2 separate regions of the Homo sapiens genome follow, and region 2 is linked to region 1. A link is a contact called in ENCODE Hi-C data. All regions are on one chromosome and are shown on one strand. The core of a region is the stretch at or near the end of the contact, and the rest is flanking DNA. Distances in the headings are between cores, read along the strand shown. Region 1 holds the start of CTBP1 (C-terminal binding protein 1). Region 2 holds the start of BLOC1S4 (biogenesis of lysosomal organelles complex 1 subunit 4).

What was found. A loop is a pair of places that touch in the nucleus more often than their neighbours do. Pooled maps may share reads with other maps.
Region 2: a loop to region 1 is called in a pooled map, with 29 times the contacts of the local background. The contact joins the promoter of BLOC1S4 here to the promoter of CTBP1 in region 1. A Hi-C loop is called at or near these places in 2 of 37 single-sample maps with no recorded cell type and 5 of 50 pooled maps.

What each region holds. Positions count from the first base shown.
Region 1 is chr4:1,246,795-1,250,379 of GRCh38, reverse strand. It overlaps CTBP1 (C-terminal binding protein 1), which reads left to right and starts at 1,250. Exons shown (of 10, transcript NM_001012614.2): 1 at 1,250-1,464. CTBP1-DT (CTBP1 divergent transcript) reads right to left here and starts at 940. Exons shown (of 2, transcript NR_033339.1): 1 at 908-940; 2 at 1-269. RefSeq lists enhancers at 1-61, 122-171 and silencers at 542-1,471, 1,642-2,361.
Region 2 is chr4:6,714,523-6,717,910 of GRCh38, reverse strand. It overlaps BLOC1S4 (biogenesis of lysosomal organelles complex 1 subunit 4), which reads right to left and starts at 1,737. Exons shown (of 1, transcript NM_018366.3): 1 at 247-1,737. The coding sequence starts at 1,701. The coding sequence ends at 1,048. RefSeq lists enhancers at 696-1,335, 1,818-2,017 and a silencer at 1,488-1,537.

The sequences.
Region 1 (3,585 bases), core at 1-2,500:
CCTCACCCTCCCCAAAGCTCTGGTGACACCTGCCAGGTTTCCTCCAGGCCACAGCTCGGCAGCCCGATCTTAGAACAGAACGTGGCACGCAGGGCAGGTCTGGCTGAGGGCCCAGCATTGTCAGCGGGGTTGGAGGTCTTCCCGGGCCTCGAAGGGGAGACGTAGGCTTCTCAGGGCAGCCCAGGACGCGTCCTCACGAACCACAGCGAAATTACAGCAGGTATCTCGCGGATAGGAGTCTGCATCATTCCGTCTCCATGCCGTGGTTTCTGAAATTATGCAACTATCTCGGCATTCCAGAGGGCTCAGAGTAGCCACGCGCAGAGGCCCTCCCCATGGGGTGGATGGAAGCGTCCACTCGCGGCGCGAGGAATATCCCTGGGCCCCTCGGGAGAGTCTGCAGGGGCAGCCCCTGGGTGAGCAGGCCCAGTGCGGCCTCTCCCTGAAGGGACTTTCGGGCCCTCCCGGGTCGGGGCTTCACCGGTAGCAGGCAGGGCTTTGATATTAATGCTTAAAGGGAAAGCAGAGCTGAGCTGTCAGGACGTTGGTTAGCTACAAACCCTACTCTTGTTAAAAGAGAAATGGGGTCGGGGAAGGGGTTCTCCAGCCCTGAACTTCCCGGGCCGGGCAGGACGCGGTCCCTCCAGGAGTCGGGGCTCCCCCGCCTGGGGACGCACTGGGGCAGGCGCGCTTCTCCTCTCGGGGTCCCATGTGCCGCCGGCTCTCGGACGGTAAATCAGGGCTCGGGTGGGGGCGATGGGGGGCCCGCGGCCTCGGTGCCCCTGGCCAGCCTCGGAGGCGCACGGGCCAGGCCGCGGGGCGAGAAGCGAGCGCGGGAGGGCGGCAGCTGGCGGAGCGGGAAGGGAGCGGGGCGGCTGCGGCTGCGGCGCGGAGGAGCGCCATTTACGTTCGGGCCCGCGCCAGGCGCTGACGTGGGCGGCCCTGTCTCGGCTTCCGGGCCCGCAGGGTCCTCGGGGCGGACGGCGCTCCCGCCAGCGGCGCTGAGTCCGGCCCGACCCTGCCCGACTTCCTCGGGGACAGGCGGTTTAGAACGTGCGGAACACCAGGCCCGGGGCCTCCGCCGGGCTGCAGCCCCGCGAGCTTCCCGCCAGGCTCCCGCCCCGCCCCGCCCCGCAGCCGCGTCCCGGCCGGGCGGGCCCTGAGCCGCCCGCGTGAGTCCGTGCGCCGCCCGCGCTGGGAACCAGGAGACCAACCGCGAGGCCCCGCCCGCGCGCGCCGCCGTGTCCCCGCCCGCGCGGTCGTCGGAGCGCGGCTCAGCGGCGCGGCGGAGACTCGGCACGGCGGCGGCCAGGCGCAGGCGGGCGGGCGGAGCAGCGGACGGCGCCGAGGCCGCCCCACGCGCCGGGCTCGCGGCGGCGCAGCGCGCCGGAGTGGTCGGGGCCCGCGGCCGCTCGCGCCTCTCGATGGGCAGCTCGCACTTGCTCAACAAGGGCCTGCCGCTTGGTAAGGCCGCGCGCGCGCGCGTTTCCGGCCGCGGGCGGGGGCGGGGCGGGGCGGGTGCCGCGCGGGCGGGGGGCGCGGGGGCGGACCGAGCGCGCGCCCGCGGGCCGCCGGCTTTGTGTGCGAGTGCGCGTGCGCGCCGGCGTCCGCGCGTGGCCGCGGTCGGGGGCGGGACCGCGGGAAGGGTCTTGCGCATGCGCGGGCCGCTGCGTGTGCGCGAGCGCCGCAGTCTGCTCTCCCCGCCCGCGGCCCGTGCAGGTGACACAAAAGGGCCTGTGGGCCTCTGGGCTGCCCCGCCGGACCCCCAGCTCCACCGACCCCAGCCCCGTCGGACCCGGGACGGCACCCCGGGTCCCGATCCCCGGCCGCTACCCCGTCCCCGGTCATGACCCCGTGGCTGGGCCTGCGGGGCCGGGATGGGGCGGGAGCCGTGCGCAGCTCGGGGTGTCCTGGGGCGCGCGCTCCCGGGCCACTCGCGGGAGCGCGCCTCCCGCGGGGAGGCCGCCGGCGACCGTGGCCGCGCGCTGTGGGGGAAGGGGACGGGGCGCGGGTGCCGGGTATGACCGTGGAGGAGGCCGCTGCCCTCAGACCGGGCCCAAAGCGCAGCCCCCGGCGGTGACGCGGGAGGGCCCGGGGTCTCCGTTCCCGCGAACTCCGCGAGGTCCCGGACCGGCCCAGCGCCCCCACCTGCCCTTGCCTGGGCCCGCCCAGGTCCCGGGGCGCCTTCCTCGCGGGCTGCGGCCGCGGAAGCAGGGAGCACGGGCGGGCGCCGGGCTTGCCACCATCGCCATCTTGCAGCGCCCGCGTCCTGGGCCGGCCCGAGCCGCTGCGCGGAGCCTCTCTTTCCCTCGACCCGGCTGCAAAGGCAGAGTCCGTGCGCCTGAGCCCCGGGCCGAGACTGGAGCGTTCTCTGGCGGCCTCCAAGGGCGCCGGTGTCTGGAAGCCCGGCCTGGGCCAGATCCCTTTTGCTGTCGTCTCCGTGATTGCCGGGACAGAATTCCCTTCCAGTGGGGAAAAGGGAAGGCGGTCGCGCCCTTCCCGGTGCCCTGAGTGGGGAGGTGAAACCCTGAGAGTTGGGGCAAGAGGGCCTGGAGCTAGGGCCGAGGCGGCGGGTGCGCAGGGTGTTCCGTTGAGCCCGAGCCCCCCCCCCCTCCCCGGCCTCTCCACCGTTTCTGTAGGAGCGCGGCAGGGAGCACACGTCCCTCGGGAAGAAAACGGCGCTGGCGGCTGGGCCCGCACCGCGGCCGTCCTCGCTGAGCTCCTAGCGCGTGGCCTTTGCGCGTCTGTGTACCCGTCTGCAGCTTGGGGCAGGGTTGGGGGAGAACCGTGGGGTAACTATTTGCCGTTGCAGCTGAGGATGACAGCTGCGGTTTGGGGGTCCCCCTTTCTGTGTCCTGGAACTTTGTAGGGCGTGGCTCTGCCCTGGGCCTCAGCACCCGGCCTCCCAGGTCTCCCCTGCCTGCCCGGGCCTGGCCACCTCCCTCTGGGGTCTGGGTTTGGCTCCTGGTTGGGGCTGTCGGCTCCGCAGACGCCTTTTGCTCTCTGTGATTCTGTTGCCCATCTTTGAGCACCTGCTTCCATACAGGCGTCCTCTGCAGAGCTCTGGGAGGGACACGCACTGGGGGTGGCATCTGGTCACTCCTGGGGGTGCCTCGTCCGCCTGCCCGGCCATTTTTGGGGTGTCTGCCATGTCCCCAACATGCACTTCTTCCTGTCAGCCTTGACCAGGGCAGCTGTTAGTTCTGAGAGGTGGGCGTGTGGTTGGGGATGTCAGCGAGTAGGATCTTCCCTTTTACTCGCTTGTCATTAACCTGAGAACGTGGCAGTGGGGGAGGAGAGGCTTGGCCCGGGGTGCACAGGACTGTGGGCTGGTCCTGTCCCTCTGATGAGTGGGACGAGCCTTGGTCCAGTCCTGTGGGCTTGGCGCAGAGCCGGCCCCCTGCCATGTCCTGGTGGGATTGGAAGTGCTGGCTCGTCCTGTCTGCCTCCCCCAAGGGCTGGGAGCCCCCCACTCTTTGGACATTTGTAGTGTAAGCAGACAGCAACTGTTAACCATCATTCTGTTAATAAATTTTTTCTGGAGGAACCCTGGACAGAAGTAGTCATGCTCTCCAGGAAACGGGC
Region 2 (3,388 bases), core at 488-2,987, 5.5 Mb before region 1:
GCTTGCAGTGGGCCGAGATTGCGCCACTGCACTCCAGCCTGGGCGACAGAGCATGACTCCGTCTCAAAAAAAAAAAAAAAAAAAAAAAAGAAAAGAAATATACCATGCTCTGAAATAGAAGCTACAGCTTTTCACATTAGCTCTCTAAAGGAGGTATACTCAAGCCCCTTTTCTTTATCCCACTACTAAAAAAGCACATGAGCAGTACGTCTATTTCAAACACACACAAGGAAATACGTAAAGCTCTTTTCAGAAGGAAATCATTTCCAATAAAACTCAAAATTTCTATTAACATTTAAATTATAAACCAAACATTGGCAACCCACATATATATATACACACACACACACATATGTTTGCTATGGACAAATGAAGACTGTGAGGTCATACTTTCAAATACAACTTTGGAATTAGTCACAAAAAATCAACATATATTCTCAGAAATTGTACCATTTCCTTTGGTCTACAATCCACGCTATAGGAGGTTTAATATAATATTAAATAATGTACCATTTACCCTAAAAGTAGGTTCTAGAAAACTGACTATTAGGATTGAATAACAAGGCTTTAATGGCTCAATTTTCTTATGATTATACAAACATATAAATCTTGAAAAGGTAACGCCATTTAGTAAAATCCATAAAAATAACAGTTTTGCCACAGTGCAGAGAAAAGTTCATTCAGTTTGATTCCCCATGCCCTCGACAAGCAGCTTTCTGATTAGAGCTGGAAGACACAGGCTGGGTGCAGTGGCGACCCCGTAGTCCCAGCTACTGGGGAGGCTGAGGTGGAAGGATCACTTGAGCCCAGGAGTTTCCGAACAGTCTGGGCAACATACCAAGACCCTGTCTCTTTTTTTAAACTTGGAAGACATAAAGTCTATACATTCTACACTGAATCATGAATATACTACGGAGAGTTTGTAGAAAGTAAACTTTAAAATCCCACACTCCAACATCATATATGTCCATAAGCAGGATTTGCAATTCACTTCATACTGGAGGTAAGCACCCCAGCTGGGGTCCTCTTGCCGCAGTGGTCAGGCCGTCAGAGCTGAGGCCTTTCACTGCAACAAGGGAAGTAGTCTTCGGTCCGAAACAGGACGGGGGCTTCGTAGCCGGCTTGCTGTGGCCTCGAGGGAGCAGACTTGCTAAAGAGCGAGGGCACGTTCATCGTGTGCAGGAGCTTCTTGAACGCCCTGGGGAAGGTGCCCAGCTCGGCCTCGGCCTTGGTGACCTGCTCCTCCATCCTGGCCACGCGGCCCCCCACCATCCTCACGAAGGCCTCCAGCCGGTCGATCCTGCTGTAGATGCGCCGCATCTCGGCGGCCTTCGCGTGGATGCGCGGCACGCCCTCGCTGACGACGTGGGACGAGTCGCCGCGAAGCATGTCCAGCATGCCCACGAACTCGTCCACTCTGGTAAGCAGGTCCTCTAGGCTCGCGTCCAGGGCCTCGACCTCGGGCCGCGCCCCGGCCCCGGGCAGCAGGCAGGCGGCGTAGCCCGCAGCGGCGCGGCGAAGCAGCGGCAGGTCGCGGCCCGGCGCGCCGTCCTCCGCGCCCTCGTCCTCCCACGGCCCCGAGGCGCTGCTGTGGCTCTGGGAAACAGTGCCACTGTCCCCGCTCCAGGCGGCGCCCTGCGGCTCGGCCTCTTCCGCGAGCCCCTCCGGCAGCGCTCCGCCATCCGAAAAGCTACCCTCCATGGCCCGCGACCACCCGACTGCGCAGCGCTCGCTTCCGGCCTCCGCGCGCTCACGCTCACGCACCCGCACACGCACGCACGCGCGCTCACGCCTTTGCTTCCGGCGGCCTGCGAGGGCGTCTGTTCACGCGCATCCACCTTTGTTTCCGGCCTCCCAGCGCGCTCACGCTCACGCATGCGCGCTCACGCTCACGCATGCGCGCTGCTGTTTTCTCACGCCCGAACTCACATTCAACCTTTTTTTTCTTTTTTAAGCGAAGGTATAGCAGGAATACAATACAGTGCATACATTTTAAGTGTGCACATTGATGACTTTGTACACATCCATACAACCATGCATCTTCTATCCAGACCAACAGGTAGGACATGTCCAGCACCCATGAACGTCTCCCTCCTGTCCTTCATTTCTTTTTGCTGTTTATAGTAAAATAAATGAGATAAGCAAGACGAAACACAAAAGGGATGGACCTTGACGACTTTGGATGATTTTTAAAGTCCTCAGCTTCGCCTGATTGCAAATGGCGTAAAACTAAGAAATAGTAATAGTTTCCAAGCAAATATCAAATCCAGGGTACTGCCAGAAAAAAACAAAGGTGAAGTTGAGATGTGACGGTTAAATCCTTTAAAATCTCAAAAAAAAAAGCAAAGACGGTGCCTGAGAATACCATTCAGTTAGACTAACAGCTCCTTAAAGAGATTAATGGTGTGGCTCACAGAGTCCATCAGTCAAACCACAAGGCCTCCAGAAGGCTTAAGGCTTGTTCGTCAGTATTAGCAGAAGCCCAAGATAGAGATGGACTTATCTCAAAGGGATTTGTAGGTAGCACTTTTGTTTAACGGAGTGAACCCCGATGAGATTCACAGGAGACCTATAAAGTTTTTTAAAGATAATTATATTGACACAAACATTGCAGATTGGACTGAAAGGAACAGGCCTTTGGATCCCCTCTCCCCAAACTTGTACAAGCAGGAATCAGACTGAGAAAAAGACTCATTGGCAAACACATGCCACATTTCACAAAAAAGGAAGTATAACTCAGGGCATGAAACCAGGAGCCCAGATGGTGGAACTGGGAGTCATGGAGTCCTAGACCTTGAGACTGGATGGCAGAGTTACTGTGGGCTGGCAACTTGTTTGTACTTCCAATTTCCCCCTTTTTGAACAGGAGTGGCAGTGGCTAATCTAGTCGTAGTGGAGCAGAACAGGTCTGTAGTGATTATCCTGTGCCAGCCCCACAACTGTATATTCCAGGCATGGGGGCAGAGAACTTGTCTCCTTAGTTTCAAAAGTCTACAGATCAAGAAGAATTGTACTCTAGGAGCTGAATTTAAGGAACTAAGCTCAGAAAGCCTCATCTACATCTGATCTTATTGAGAAGACAAAATTCTGGACTTAAAGCTGATGTGACAATAGGATAGTAATACCTAAAACTACATGAGATTTAAAAAAATGTAACTTTTGGGGACCTTGGATAGAGGGGAGTGTGGTTAGCACGTTAAAATGGCATGAAGAATTGGTAGTCAGGGGGCAAACTGTGATTGCTAGCCAGCCTTCAAGATGACTCCCAGTGATTTCTTACTCCTGGTATTCTCACTCTTGTGTATTCCCTCTTGTCGAGTATGTACTGGACTTAGTGACTTCATTTGCTCATAATAAACTGAAAAACACAGAAGTGATGATGTATGAT